Regions from separate parts of the Homo sapiens genome. Here region 1 is linked to region 2. A link is a loop called in an ENCODE intact Hi-C map of the cell type or tissue named here. Cell type or tissue: PC-9. All regions are shown on one strand.

What was found. Hi-C counts contacts between places; a loop is a spot of excess contacts. Peaks named below come from ENCODE experiments on the same cell type or tissue, not always from the same donor. Only the 100,000 strongest peaks of a DNase experiment are listed, where the experiment ranks them.
Region 1: a loop joins it to region 2, with 4 times the contacts of the local background. A loop is called at or near these places in 2 of 110 quality-filtered maps.

Annotation. Positions count from the first base shown.
Region 1 is chr11:33,628,644-33,636,643 of GRCh38, forward strand. All of the region lies in intron 16 of KIAA1549L (KIAA1549 like), which reads left to right. Among named protein-coding and RNA genes, the nearest start is that of C11orf91, 68 kb to the right of the region's middle. In PC-9, no CTCF peak of the experiment used is centred here; DNase peaks (open chromatin) are centred at 4,888, 5,788, 6,028 and 7,668; H3K4me3 peaks cover 861 bases; H3K27ac peaks cover 5,038 bases.
Region 2 is chr11:33,731,519-33,739,518 of GRCh38, forward strand. It overlaps CD59 (CD59 molecule (CD59 blood group)), which reads right to left and starts at 4,905. Exons shown (of 4, transcript NM_000611.6): 1 at 4,864-4,905. RefSeq lists an enhancer at 935-1,064 and a silencer at 4,554-5,023. In PC-9, no CTCF peak of the experiment used is centred here; DNase peaks (open chromatin) are centred at 4,983 and 5,503; H3K4me3 peaks cover 4,034 bases; H3K27ac peaks cover 3,187 bases.

The DNA.
Region 1 (8,000 bases), 100 kb before region 2:
CTTCCTCCATCCTTTTATTTTGAGCCTATGTGTGTCTCTGCACGTGAGATGGGTTTCCTGAATACAGCACACTGATGGGTCTTGACTCTTTATCCAATTTGCCAGTCTGTGTCTTTTAATTGGAGCATTTAGTCCATTTACACTTAAAGTTAATATTGTTATGTGTGAATTTGATCCTGTCATTATGATGTTAGTTGGTTATTTTGCTTGTTAGTTCATGCAGTTTCTTCCCAGTCTCGATGGTCCTTACATTTTGGCATGATTTTGCATCGGCTGGTACCGGTTGTTCCTTTCCATGTTTAGCGCTTCCTTCAGGAGCTCTTTTAGGGCAGGCCTGGTGGTGACAAAAGCTCTCAGCATTTGCTTGTCTGTAAAGTATTTTATTTCTCCTTCACTTACGAAGCTTAGTTTGGCTGGATATGAAATTCTGGGTTGAAAATTCTTTTCTTTAAGAATGTTGAATTTTGGCCCCCACTCTCTTCTGGCTTGTAGAGTTTCTGCCGAGAGATCCGCTGTTAGTCTGATGGGCTTCCCCCTTTGAGGGTAACCCGACCTTTCTCTCTGGCTGCCCTTAACATTTTTTCCTTCATTTCAACTTTGGTGAATCTGACAATTATATGTCTTGGAGTTGCTCTTCTCGAGGAGTATCTTTGTGGTGTTCTCTGTATTTCCTGAATCTGAATGTTGGCCTGCCTTGCTAGATTGGGGAAGTTCTCCTGGATAATATCCTGCAGAGTGTTTTCCAACTTGGTTCCATTCTCCCCATGACTTTCAGGTACACCAATCAGACGTACATTTGGTCTTTTCACATAGTCCCATATTTCTTGGAGGCTTTGCTCGTTTCTTTTTATTCTTTTTTCTCTAAACTTCCCTTCTCGCTTCATTTCATTCATTTCATCTTCCATCGCTGATACCCTTTCTTCCAGTTGATCACATCGGCTCCTGAGGCTTCTGCATTCTTCACGTAGTTCTCGAGCCTTGGTTTTCAGCTCCATCAGCTCCTTTAAGCACTTCTCTGTATTGATTATTCTAGTTATACATTCTTCTAAATTTTTTTCAAAGTTTTCAACTTCTTTGCCTTTGGTTCGAATGTCCTCCCGTAGCTCGGAGTAATTTGATCGTCTGAAGCCTTCTTCTCTCAGCTCGTCAAAGTCATTCTCCGTCCAGCTTTGTTCCGTTGCTGGTGAGGAACTGCGTTCCTTTGGAGGAGGAGAGGCGCTCTGCTTTTTAGAGTTTCCAGTTTTTCTGCTCTGTTTTTCCCCATCTTTGTGGTTTTATCTACTTTTGGTCTTTGATGATGGTGATGTACAGATGGTTTTTTGGTGTGGATGTCCTTTCTCTTTGTTAGTTTTCCTTCTAACAGACAGGACGCTCAGCTGCAGGTCTGTTGGAGTACTGGACCGTGTGAGGTGTCAGTCTGCCTCTGCTGGGGGGTGCCTCCCACTTAGGCTGCTCAGGGGTCAGGGACCCACTTGAGGAGGCAGTCTGCCCGTTCTCAGATCTCCAGCTGCATGCTGGGAGGACCACAGCTCTCTTCAAAGCTGTCAGACCGGGACATTTAAGTCTGCAGAGGTTACTGCTGTCTTTTTGTTTGTCTGTGCCCTGCCCCCAGAGGTGGAGCCTGCAGAGGCAGGCAGGCCTCCTTGAGCTGTGGTGGGCTCCACCCAGTTCGAGCTTCCCGGCTGCTTTGTTTACCTAAGCAAGCCTGGGCAATGGCGGGCGCCCCTCCCCCAGCCTCGCTGCCACCTTGCAGTTTGATCTCAGACTGCTGTGCTAGCAATCAGCGAGACTCCGTGGGCGTAGGCCCCTCCGAGCCAGGTGCGGGATATAATCTCCTGGTGCGCCATTTTTTAAGCCTGTCGGAAAAGCGCAGTATTCGGGTGGGAGTGACCCGATTTTCCAGGTGCCGTTTGTCACCCCTTTCTTTGACTAGGAAAGGGAACTCCCTGACCCTTTGCGCTTCCCGAGTGAGGCAATGCCTCGCCCTGCTTCGGCTCATGCATGGTGCGTGCACCCAGTGACCTGCGCCCACTGTCTGGCACTCCCTAGTGAGATGAACCCGGTACCTCAGATAGAAATGCAGAAATCACCCATCTTCTGCGTCGCTCACGCTGGGAGCTGTAGACCGGAGCTGTTCCTATTTGGCCATCTTGGCTCCTCCCGATTTAAGAGATTTTCAAGGGCTTTTCTCTACATGATTTTTACCTACTCTGCTGGCTGGCATTAGCATTAGCATCTAAGCTTTGTATGAGATTCCACTGTATCAACCCGTGTGAGGCTCTGTGGAGAAGGGAAAGATGTATTAATTTTCGTGCATGGCCAGGTAATTACTAGTGGAGGAGAGAGGTGGAGGCACGTGCAACGTACTGTGGCAATGAACTTGGATGGGAAGAGGAAGTGCTCCTGAGGGTTTGTTCCTTCCTGTCTGTCCCACAGCCACTGCCCAGTACTGTCTCCATTACTCACCACTGCTGAAGCTGCCAGACAGCTGCCAGGGACATCCTTCTAAAACACACACTCTTGTTCAAAATCCTCCAGGAGCTCCCCATAGCTTTGGAGATAAAACTCAGACTCTAAGCTCCCAGCTCAGCACTTTTCTGCTCTGGCTGGCCCAGATGTGCCCTTCTAGCTGACGCGTGTTACTCCTTCAACCACCCCCTTGGCTCCAGCCTGAACACCTTCCCCAAACTTGTCCTGTGGTTTCTCATCTCCGGGTTTTTGCATGCATGCATCACTCCGCCTGGAATCTCCCTTCCCACCTGCTTCATCCAGGCCCAGGCTGCTCAGCCTCCTCGCTGTTAACACTTAGGGCTGTAGAGTTTCTTCATATGGTGCGCTGTCCTGTACGTTACAGGGTTTTTAGCAGCATCCGTGGTCTCTACCTATGCCTGAGGTGCCAGAAGCCCCTCCCAGTTGTGACAACCAAAATACGTCTCCAGGCATTGCAGATGTCCCCTGGTGGTCAAACCTGCTCCTGGCTGAGAACTACTGACCTAAGCAATGCTTTTGGAACTTGGTTTAAACATGACCTTCCCCAGCACCTTTTCCTGGCCCCTATGCCTATGGGCCCCTCCTTTGTGTTCCAGTAGCCCCTGATACCCCAATCAAAGCCTTCACCTCCAACTTCCATTAGTTAGTTCACTTGTGTTATTTCCCCATGCAACTCCTCGAGGACAGGAGTCATGTTTTATTTATCCTTGAAACCACAGCACTCGGAATAGTAACTGGCACACAGTAGATGCGGTGTCTCTATTTGTTGGGCAAATGAACAAACAAGTGTGTCAAACAGAAGAGGTGACTCCTGAGCTGAGACTTGAAAAAATGGGTCACGTTTCTAGCTCTGAGCCAAATACACATTAGATTTGACGGAATATCAAAACCATAGGCTGATGTCCATTGCCATTTGGAGTTCACTGTGAATGGTGGTTATCCACTAAAATCCTTTGGCAAAAGCAACAGAAACTCCAACTTAAACGATCTTAAAACATGAACAGGGTGAATTGTTTACGGTAAATCCAGGCATGGTTTGGTTGGGGCCCCAGTCTGTTCCTCTGCATTATACACAGGTCTGTGTTCCCTTGTGTGTTGGCTGTATCCACAGGTGGACTCTGGTAAGAAATCCCAGGCCTCATATCTACATCCTGTATGGACCAGTGCAAGAGGGAATTCTCTTTTCCCAACCTCAAGACAAGGTTTATGGGTTTTACTCTGACTGAGCCATCATATGCCAAGTGTCCAGCCCTTCATGAATCACTGTAGCAGTGAATGCGGGGAGATTACACTGATTAATTTAACTTGGTCAGGCCCCATCGATGGAGCTGGGGCAGCTTAGTCCCAGCTAGCCCCCCTGGCTGAAACACAGGGAGAGAAGGAGATGGATGCTGAGGCCATCACAGTGCCTGCTACAGTACCTGCTGCTTGAGGAACACTTGTAGTTGGACTTTTTTATTTAGAGAGACAGATCTTGCTCTGTTGCCCAGGCTGGAGTACAGTGACATAATCACAGCTCACTGCAGCCCCAACCTCCTTGGCTCAGGCGAGCCTCCCTCCTCAGCCTCCCAAGTAGCTAGAACTACTACTACCATACCTGGTTAATTTTTAATTTTTATTTATTTATTTATTTATTTTTGTAGAAATGGGGTCTCCCTATGTTGCCCATAGAGGCTGGCCTAGAACTCCTGGCTTTGAGCAATTTTCCCACCTCAGCCTCCCAGAGTGCTGGGATTATAAACATGAGCACTGTGTTGGGCATTTTAAGGAACACACCCAACAGTCTCCTCCACGTCACTCTTCCCTCCAGTTTCAGCCTGTTGTCATCTTTGTGTTTTTTGTCGTTGTTGTTTGTTTTTGAGACAGAGTTTCATTCTTGTTGCCCAGGCTGGAGTGCAATGGTGTGGTCTCAGCTCACTGCAACCTCCACCTCCTGGGTTCAGGCGATTCTCCTGTCTCAGCCTCCCAAGTAACTGGGATGACAGGTGCCCACCACCATGCCCAGCTTTTTTTTTTTTTTTTTTTTTTTTTTTTTTTGTATTTTTAGTAGAGACAGGGTTTCACCATGTTGGCCAGGCTGGTCTTGAACTCCTGACCTCAGGTGATCTGCCCGCCTCTTTCTCCCAAAGTCCTGGGATTTTTACAGGTGTGAGTCACTGCGCCCAGCCCTCTTGTCATCTTTGGTTGGCCCATTCTGAAGGGAAAGATCAGCGTGGTGTTGTGTAACGACTGCTATTCACTGTGAGCTCGGGAAGTCCAGGCTACAGTCAGAGGTTCATGTTTTAGACACAGATAGAGTGACAGAGGGATTTTGTGCATCCGTCTGGTTTTTTCAAGAGCTGAAGAGGTGAAAGGGCAGACTTGAGTGGATGGCGGGGAGAGCCTGTTTGTGATGGAATAGTGCTAACTCACGGGAGAGATCCTCCCAGTGTCCTCGCTCCCTGCAGTGCCAGCTCAGCTAAGATGAAAAAAAGCAGGTGATGACTCACCTAGAAAGCAAAACGCGAATTAGCTTTCCAAGAGAGAAAGCCATTCTGATATGTTTACTTTCGGGTGGATTCCTTTTGAAGAGGTGTTTTTAATTATGACTGTGGTTTATATATTGTTCTTGAAGTTCACAGGTAGTACAGTGTAGGGGCTGTGCTCATAGCCTCTGGAGCTAGGCTACTTACAAGCTACGTGAAGTTAGGCCAGTTACCTTCCTATCTGCGCTTTAGTGTTCTCATCTGTAAAATGGGGATACCAGTGGTACCTACTTTATGAGGATGTTGTGGAAATTAAATGAGCTAATGCAGACAAAGCATGTAGAAAACAGGCGGTGAACATTAGCTATTATAACTCCCCAGGAGGGAGAGGGCGATACTCCCCTTTTCCTGTTTCTTTTCTAGCAGTTACTACTCTGTTTTTGTTGTTGTTGTTGTTGTTTTGAGACAGAGTCTCATTCTGTCGCCCAGGCTGGAGTGCAGTGGCATGATCTCAGCTCACTGCAACTTCTGCCTCCCGGGTTCAAGCAATTCTCCTGCCTTAGCCTCCTGAGTAGCTGGGATTACAAGCATGCACCACCATGCCCAGCTAATTTTTGTATTTTTAAGAGAGGCAGGGTTTCACCAGGTTGGGCAGGCTTATCTGGAACTCCTGACCTCAAGTGATCCACCCACCTCGGCCTCCCAAAGTGCTGGGATTACAGGTTTGAACCACCACGCCCGGCCTGCGCTTACTGCTCTGAATTGTGTCACACACCAAAGAGAGGACTGCATTCCTCCAAGGGTGCCTTTCTCCAGCATGACTGGACAAGAGATGGGCCGTAGTACAAGGCCACACTTCCAGAGATGACCTTTAAGGTAATGTTTTTGCAAACACAGGGTGGGACAGTGGTTGCAACTCAAGGCAAATGGATCTTGTGGGCTGCTCAGTAATTGAATTTCCCCTGCTCCTTAGAGAGCAACAAGTTATGGGGGGAGAAAGACGGGAAGTTGAGCTGGCACCTAAGACTTCTGTTACACGGGGAAGATGTTTTGCTTTAGGGGCAGTGAGTAATGCTGAGAGCATTGGAGCACCTTCTTTTATCCTTGTCTGTCCCATCTTCATAGTCTCAGTGGAGACTCTGATTATGAGTCACTCTCTGAAAGGTCCTCTCTGAAAGAGGATGTCCCTATTTCCTTAGAAGTCTATGAGAGACCCTTTATATGTCTTTTCTACTGAACTGAAACACAGAAACAGCATGCTGTCCTCACATCCTCATAGCCCTGGAGTGATCGTAGATCATCCTTTGGAAGGGCCATCAGAATGAAATTTGAAATTTTGCTGAAAAAATTTTTTTTAATTCCATTTGCACGCCTTTGCAGAAAAGTGACCAAGCCATTATTTTGAACCCCACTGCCTGTTCTGAGGGGAACCAATCTCACTTTATTATTAGAGAAGCTTCCAGGATGCAGGCTTATGGGAAACTGCTGCCAAAGGTCTCTCTGCTCCTGTACCATCATGGTCTTCTTCCCACCTGGTGAAGTGAGAACTTCCTGAAATGTGGTTTCCAGAAGCAACTTTCTAAATATGTCTCTCCTTCCTCAGTAACAGGCAGCACTTGCAGTGGGCAGAGGAGGCATTAAATGGAGAGAAGTGGCACTGTTTTGTGTGGCCCAAAAGACTCCGATTGGTGGAAAATAAAAATGGACATGGAGCCAGATAAATTTCATCATGGCCAGATGGCCCAGGAATTTATCTTGCTGAAACCCCCACTCGGTCTCTGGGCCCTTGCCACGAAGTTGCATAATTTGTTCAGAATCTGTTCGTGCAGGATGGAGCTGCGATTGACACTGAGCTGAAAATCTGGGCTTTGGGGCAGGGTTTGGAGAGAGGCTTCAAATTCCTATGCTCCAGAAATGAAGTAACAAGGTGAGGTAAAGTGATGTTACACCCACTTGTGTGTCCTGGAAAGTGTGGGCTTGTAAAACCCCTGTTCACTTCGGGGCGCCTAACTCAAGAAATTCTAGAATAAGTGGCCTCAAGAGCCCTTTATCCCTCTTCGTTAAGCCCATTCTAGATAAAACTGTTTCATTCATTTTAGACAAAACTGTTTCATTCATTTTAGACAAATGGAAATGTCTTTTACTGTTGAAGACTTTTGAGTAGGAATTCTCCAGACTTTTAACACTCATTTATTCAGTGAGTATTTATTAATGTTCTACCACATGCCATTCTGGGATACGGCAGAAAATATGACAATATCCCTGCCCTCATGGGGCTTATCCAGTAGTCACCACTTATCCATGGTTTCAGCTACTTACGGTCAACTATGATCTGAAAATATTAAATGGGAAATTCCAAAGATAATTTATACGTTTTAAATTGTGTGCCATTCTGAGTAGTGTAATGAAGTCTGACGCCATCCCACTCCATCCCACCCAGGACATGAATCTTGCCTTTGTCCAGCTTATCCTGGTCAACAAGGATAATGTCTATGCTACCCAGCTGTCAGTCACTTAGTCACACAGTGGTTATTCAGACAACCACTGTCGCAGCATGCCAGTGCTTGTGTTCAGGTAACCCTTATTTTACTTAATGGTGGCTCCAAAGGGTGAGAGTGGTAACGCAATTTGGTTATGACAAAGAAAAGCCCTCTAGTGCTTCCTTTAATAGGTGAAAGTTGCTGACTTAGTAAGGAAAGAAAAAAAATTGTATCCTGAGGTTGCTACAATCTCTGGTAACAATGAATCTTCTTTTTTTTTTTTTTTTTGAGACAGAGTCTCGCTGTGTCACCCAGGCTGGATTGCATTTGCGTAATCACGGCTCACTGCAACTTCCACCTCCTGGGTTCAGCCTCCCAAGTAGCTGGGATTACAGGCATGTACTACCACGCCCAGCTAATTTTTGCCTTTTTAATAGAGATGGGGTTTCACCATGTTGGCCAGGCTGGTGTTGAACTCCTGACCTCAAGTGATCCACCAGCCTCGACCTCCCAAAGTTCTGGGATTACGGGCGTGAACCACCACGCCCAGCCAAGAACGAATCTT
Region 2 (8,000 bases):
AGCATCAGAATCACCTGGAGGGCTCTTAAGTAGATGATTAGACTCCAGCCCTAGAGGTTTTAATTCAGGTGGGCTAGTGTAAGGCTCAAGAATGTGCATTTTGAGCCAGCACTCAGGTGCTGCGTTTCTGCTGGTTCAGGGATCACACTAAGAACCACTGGGTTAGAGGGTGACCTGGCATAAGGGCCAGGTTACTTTAGATTGGGTTGGAAATGTTTCTTCCAACAGGGTTATAAAAGAAGCTGTTAGTTCTTAAATATTTAGGAGCCGCTTCTACTTTTAAGGGCCCATATGATTATGACATTGAATGCAAGCCATTAGGCAAGACCTTGTGATATGGTTTGGTTGTGTTCCCACCCAAATCTCATTTTGAATTGTAACTCCCATAATTCCCACGTGTTGTGGGAGGGACCTGGTGGGAGATAATTGAATCACTGGGGACGGTTTCCCCCATACTGTTCTTGTGGTAGTGAATAAGTCACACAAGAGCTGATGGTTTTATAAGGGGTTTCCCCTTTCACTTGGCTCTCATATTTCTGTCTTGTCTGCTGCCAGTAAGACGTGCCTTTCACCCTCTGCCATGATTGTGAGGCATCCCTAGCCACGTGGAACTGTGAGTCCATTAAACCTCTATTTCTTTACAAATTACCCAGTCTTCGGTATGTCTTTATCAGCAGCATGAAAATGGACTAATACACCTCCAAAATCTCATGTTGAATTTTAATCCCCAGTGTCGGAGGAGGGACCTGGTGGGAGGTGACTGGATTATGGGGTGGTTTCTAACAGTTCAGCACCATCCCCCTAGTGCTGTCTTGTGGCAGAGCTTAGGAAATCTGGTTGTTTGAAAGTGTGTAGCACTTCCCCCTTTGCTGTCTTCCTCCTGCTCCCGCCAAGTAAGGCATTCTTGCTTCCCCTTCTCCACCATGATTCTAAGTTTCCTAAGGCCTTCCCAGAAGCAGAAGCCTATACAGCCCAAAGAACTGCGAGCCAATTAAACCTCTTTTCTTTATAAATTACCCAGTCTCAGGTACTTCTTTATAGCAGTGTGAGAATGGACTAATACACCTTGTTCCTGTGTTAACTTCCATTTGGTGAGCAAATATCAAGGGCCAGTTGCTAAGATAGATGCTCTTGACATAGTAACTGGAGTTAATCCTCACAATAATACCATAAGGTAAACTGAACCTTTGCCTCCAATTACAGGGGGAGGAAACAAGATTGAGGAAGAGAACTAATTTATGCAACTAACTTATGTGGTAGGTAGAATAATGCCTCTCTTCCCCAAAAATGTCCGTATCCTAACTCCAGGAACCTGTGAAAACAGGAGACCTTGCATGGCAAGTGACTTTGTAGATGAGATTAAGGAGATTATTTTGGATTATTCAATGGGCCCAATGTAATCCCAGGGGTCATTGAAAGAGGAAGAAGGTAGCAGAGTCTGTCAAAGACTCATGACCGACAACAGAAAAAGAGGCAAGAAATTTGAAGAATGAGATGAAGACACGAAGGGTTCCCTAAGCCAAGGCACACAGGCGGCCTTTAGAAGCTAAGAATGGTCCTCAACTGACACTCAGCAAAGAAACAGAACCTCAGTCCTCCAGTCACAAGGACTATATTCTACCAGGAACCTGAATGAGCACAGAAACAGACTCTCCCCTAGAGCCTCCAGAGCAGCACAGAGCCCTGCCACCTTGATTACAGCCCTGTGAGACCTGTGTCAGACTTCTGATTTACAGAATGGAAAGATTAATAAACTTGTGGCATTTGAAACAGCTAAATTTGTGGTGGTTTCAGCAGCAGTAGAAAATTATTATAAGGCCGAGTGTGGTGGCTCATGCCTATAATCCCAGCACTTTGGGAGGCTGAGGCGGGTGGATCACTTGAGGCCAGGAGTTCCAGACCAGCCTGGCCAACATGGTGAAACCCTGTCTCTACTAAAAAAAATACAAAAATTAGCCAGATGTGGTGGCACTCACCTGTAATCCCAGCTACTTGAGAGGCTGAGACACGAGAATCGCTTGCACCCAGGAGGTGGAGGTTGCAGTGAGCCAAGACTGTGCCACTGCACTCCAGCTTGGGCAACAGAGAGAGACTGTCTCAAAATTAAAAAAAAAAATTATTAAAATTATTATAGCAACCTCTGAACTGGAAACTGGTAGAACAGCATTTAAACCCAGGTCTAAGCTCTGAGTGAACGAACCATAGTTAAACTCTAGTGGGGAGACGGGAGACTTCTTATAAATTCAGCTTCTGAAATACATTAGTTAAGCTGAGGTCATTAGAGAAGAGAGTTGACATCAGTGGTGTTTCCACAAGATTCACAGTTGCCCATGAGTATGGTTACTCCTCCTAGGAGCCTGAGGCCTTACAGACTGAAGAATTTTAAGGCTAGAAGTGTCCTCAAAATAAAACCCAATGTTTTTATTTTATAGGAAATTAGTGGAGGCCCAGTGGGATGAAATTACCTGTCCCAAGGCAACATGTTAGTCGCAAAACCACCCTGGATGGATCTTGTTTCTATTCGCCAGGGGCTGGCAACTCACAAGATACCTAGTGTCAGCAATGTCAGAGAACTAGAGCTTTTGAACCCCAGGTCTGCGTGTCACCTTGGAGACATACACAATACCTGCTCTAGCCATGCCTGTTGAAGCGCCCAGACAAACATCCATCACTCAGTTCACGGAACAAATTACATCAGCAGGAAGAGACAAAGAGAAAACAACCATCATAACGGAAAAGGCTTTCCAATCCAGCCAAGGTTCTCATGCCAGGAATAACCACTCCAAAACTCTTTGTGTGATATACATATAAATTCTAGGGTACATGTGCAGGATGTGCAGATTTGTTTCATAGGTAAACGTGTACCATGGTGGTTTGCTGCACCTATCAACCCATCACCTAGGTATTAAGCCCAGCATGCATTAGCTGTTTTTCCTAATGCTCTATCCCCACCCACCCCACCTGCCGACAGGCGCCAGTGTGTGTTGTTCCCCTCCCTGTGTCCAAGTGTTCTCATTGGTCAGCTCCCACTTATTAGGCCAGAACTCTTTGGACCAAACAAATCTGCAGCTTCCCCTACAAGGGCCTTTCCTGCAGTTTGTTCCGGAATGCCAATCCCTAACTCTCCAAAGAGTCCTATCTCCGCACTCACGGCCCCTCCCGTGTTAAGTACACATGCAAAACCAAGGTTTAGTGAATATGTTTCCTAAGATATAGGACATAAGTAAAAAGAAGTCTTTGCCTTTAGAAAGCCTCAAGCACTTCTGGGCTTGGCAATGTCTGTGGCGGTTTGGCTGAGGTTCTTAAAGAGGTGGCCCAGAATTTTCCATGCTCTACTTTTCAAGAGCTTCTACCAGCAGCTGTCAAAGATGAATGCCATTAGGCACCCCACTCTCTCACCCTAAGATCCATTTTATTTAGGCTTTTATCTCCTAAGCCACTCAGCTAATGGGATGTTTTTCTTACAGCTAAGTTCAGCAAACAGTTTCTAGTTTCCACTGTGAAAATACAGAGGCCACAAGTTTTAGGACTGTTTGGCTTGTAGGGGAGGCAGCCTCCCTTTCTGCCTCTCCTTCATAAACTGCCACGTAAATAGCCACATTTTGGCAAACGTTGCCATCTCCCTCAACATTCGGGGCTCTGTGCCTTCTTCAGGGAACTGGGAGTAAACCGCCAGGAGTGGAGAACTTGAACAACTGCTCAGGGATCGCAGGGTACCTGAAATAATTAGCAGCCGCCGCGTTTGTGCTGAGCGCTTTCCGTCAATCATCTCAACCACCCTGTGAAGTGAAGCCTATTGTTTTACCCATCAAGTGCTGTTAAATACTTCCAGAAATGACCAGTGAAGAGCCTGGGTATCACTAAACGGCCATAAAAGGCACACTGCTTAATGTTGGTTTTTTTTGTTTGTTCTTTGTGGGTTTTGTTCGTTTTTGAGGCGGAGTCTCGCTCTTATTGCCCAGGCAGTAGGGCAATGGCGCGATCTCGGCTCACCGCTACCTCAGCCTCCCGGGTTAATGTTGTTTTTTGAAAAGTCAGCAGTCAGACTCTAAGAAGGGTGCGGCCCGAGCCGACCCAAGAAAACAAAACATCACGTTGTACTTAAAACGTCCGTTTCGGCCGGGCGCGGTGGCTCACACCTGTAATCCCAACACTTTGGGAGGCGGAGGCGGGCGGATCACGAGGTCAGGAATTCAAGATCAGCCTGACCAACATGGGAAAACCCCGTTTCTACTAAAAATACAAAATTTAGCCAGGCATGGTGGCGCATGCCTGTAATCCCAGCTACTCAGGAGGCTGTGGCAGGAGAATCGCTTGAACCCGGTACACGGAGGTTGCGGTGAACCCAGATCGCGCCACTGCACTCCAGCCTGGGCAACAGCGAAACTCCATCTCAAAAAAAAAAAAAAGTCCGTTTCGCCCGACACCTGCTTTTCAAAATTACACATTTAGACCGCGAGGGGAGAGAGGAACTGCCGTGACCACGGAGGGCTGGCCTTTCCCCCGGCGCAGTTTCTCTGGACCGCTAGAGCTTCCCTTGAGACGAAAGCGATGGCAGGGGCCCGGGTGCGAGGCTGCCCCCGAGGGAATGGGGGGCGCGACGGGGGTAACGGGGCTGCTTCTGGGAGAGGGCGCGCTCCCCGTTTCTCCTTCCTCGTAGATAAAATGAAGCCAGCGTTCGGCTAGGACACCGGGCCGCGGTGACGGGTTGGAAGGGCCAGGCCTCGGGAGGCTCGCCCGGCAGGGGTCGAGTGGAAAGCGAGGACGGGGGTAGCCCCCACAGACCCTCCGCCCGGGCCCAGACTGCCGCCGCCACCTCGGCTCGGCTCACCCAAACCCCAGCAGGCCTTCGGGCCTTCTTACCTGGCGGCGCCCAAGATCCTCTTCCAGCCTCGAGCCGCTTCTGCGCTCAGCCCCCGCATTCTTTCGCTCCAGCCCGCAAGGCTCCGCCCCCCGGCCCCGCCCCTCAGGATGCCCTTGCCCTCCCAGGCTCCCGGCTCCCGCACCGCGCAGCCGCACCTCGGCAGGAACCTCCTCCTCTCCCTCCACCCCCGCGCGGAGCTCAGCCTCCTGGCCCAGGTTCTGAGAAGGCCGGGTGGCCAGGACCCAATGAGCACCTTCAAAACCCCAGGGAACTGAAAGTTTGGGGCGTCCTCCTCGGATTTGCTATGGGACATAAAAACAGTAGGAAACTTCCAAAGACTTCTGATTTTCCCTTTTACTTTTTTTTTAAGTATATTAAAATGTTTTTCAAAACGTTTCTGTGCGTCTTGCTGGTGCCCTGGGTGCCCCAGGGCCTGGCTATCGGGCTATGCGGCCCTGCTGCAGTCTGAAGCTGCTTCCTACTGCGAGGCTTGGGCAGCATCCAAATAGCCATCAGCCACAGCCGCATCCGTATCCGTGCCTTGTGACTTGTTTGAGACCCAAACAAAATGTTATGCGTTTAAAAGCTTACTGGGCTGCTCGGGGACCAGTGTTTTGAATGAACCTCTTCGAGTGTCTCTATCAACTTAGCTGGTAGCTACTGTTCCCCAGCAGCCACCAGAGGCAGGGACAGAAGAGCAAGACCAGGGGATCCGCCTGCATGAGTCTGTCCCTTCAGGGTGGCCTCGCCTCAGGGACTGGATTGTAGGCATGGTTTCAATAACACAGCGGTGTGAAAGTTTAAGAGTTTTTAGTACTTACGGACCCTGGGTGGTACACAGCTTGCCTAGAGGACACACACACACACACACACACACACACACACACACACACGGAGATCAGGGAGAACAGGGAGAGGGAAGGGAGGAACGGACCTTTGGGCCAGCAACTTTATCCAGTTAGGTTTCCTCTGGAGAGCTCTAACTGGTGGATTTAAAAGCAAGCAGGTGAAAAGGCAGAGGTGGGAGGAACTTGAACCAGAGTTTGAAGCTGCAGTAGTGCCCTGTTATCACATCACTGCATGTTTATCTCTGGCCACCAGCTAGAGCCATTTGCGTGGGGTATAGTACTGGAAACTGTCAATGGTGACTGAGACTTGCTTCTGTTATTAAAAGTTAAACATATTCAAAAATGGATGCTGAGGTAACAAAAAATTATAAGCACTCACCAGAACCGCAACCACCATTTGGAACATTAGTTTTATGTGCAGATGTAATTAGAAGTTTCCATTTGCTATTATATTTGGAAAGTGTCCCACTCACTGCAGAACTGACTGTAAGAACGCCATAGGAGGGAGGGTGGGGCTACAGGCCAAAAGTACAAGTCTTCCTCCAAGAGGATGGCCTCTGTTAGAAAGCATGAGACACACTTTGAGGGTCAGGGTGAGAAGATATTACATCTCAGGGCTGCTTGTGTTGAACTGGTCAGGGAAGAAGGCATGAGATAAAATTTAAGCAGGGGGAATCATAGATTACTGAATGTCTTGCAGGGAAAATCATATAGTAACTGTCTTGACGCTTCTACTGTTATTCTGATGGCTTTGGGATGTCAGGGAATGAGTTCCATTTGGTGGTGCTCAAATCCTGGTATTCCTCTATACAAGTGGGAGTTTTTTAAATCAGGATGACTTGCTTTGATATTTAAAGCATGTCTCCTTAAAACAGCTAATACTGTATATTTCCCAAGATGGATTCCAAAGCTCTTTTGTGTACATACCTTACACACATCCTGTTAGCTATTCCTTCCTTGACACGCTTGGCTTCTGAGATGCCACTCTCTCCTAGTTTGGTTCCCTAGAATGGTTTCTTGACCATTCGGTCTTGAGATTCTTTTCCTTTACCCACTAATAATTTGGTGTCCCAGGATTAGACTGAGAACCATGGCTGTGTGTGCTCCCTGGGAGACTATAGTGTATCTACTCTTTTACCTTGGGATGTATGTTTGCAGATGATTCAAAAGTCTGTCTCCATCCCTGACCACTCCCCCTATCTTCATATTCATATCCAGCTGACTGCTGGACATCTCCACTTATATGTTCCACAGACATCTTGAACTTAATGTGCACAAATCTGAATTCATCTTTAAAGAGTGACTGCTTTTCCTGAATTTTTTTCATAAATGAAGACAGAAACCTAGGAATCAACGTTGACCTCTTCCACTCCCTCACATCTACTCAGCCATTCCTGCCTATTTTACCATTTCAATATCTCAATTTCATTCCTTTTTCACATTGCTACTGTGCTAATTCAGATCTGTAGTTTGCGTTGCTTGAGCCATTACAATTCCTTAATACCAGGTCCCCATGTTGCCCATGTCAATTCCTGCATCCCCTGCCCCTTCTCTGCTTGCCCTCCACACGGCTGCTAGAGACCTGGCTAGTTTACCTCTCCAGCCTCATGCCTCACTTTTCATTTTCCACTTCATTTTACCTTGTTATCATCATCCTTTTGTGAATACAATATGCCTGCAGCAGCCAGTATGCAACCATGATCGTCTTTGAGAGGAAAAGTCTTGTGCTAAGGATGGCAGGTCAGAAAGATGGAGCCAATCTGGACTGTTGATAACACCACTGTGCCATCATGTCAGCCTTGAACTAGCTACCTCTGACTATTCGCAAGAATAACCACCCCCAAACTATTTAAGCTACTGTTAATTTAGGTATTTGTCTTATTCTAGTGATATATCAAGCCTCAGAGAAATTAGTAAAAAAAATCAGTTGTGTTTTCAAGGGTCCTCAGAGCCAGAAATGGCCTTTTCACCACCAAAAGTAGAGTCTGGTTTGGGCAACATTAATGCCAACTGTTAAATTCCTGTTACGTGTGAATAAGCATTCTTGCCAATAGCAGAAAATACAGAAGCTTGTTACCAACAAACTTCACGTTAGGCCGGGCGCGGTGGCTCACACCTGTAATCCCAACACTTTGGGAGCCAGAGGCAGGAGGATCACTTAAAGACAGGAGTTTGAGACCAGCCTGGTCAATATAGTGAAACCCTGGCTCTACTAAAAATGCAAAAAAGGGCATGGTAGTGCACACCTGTGATCCCAGCTACCCACGAGGCCGAGGCATAAGAATCAC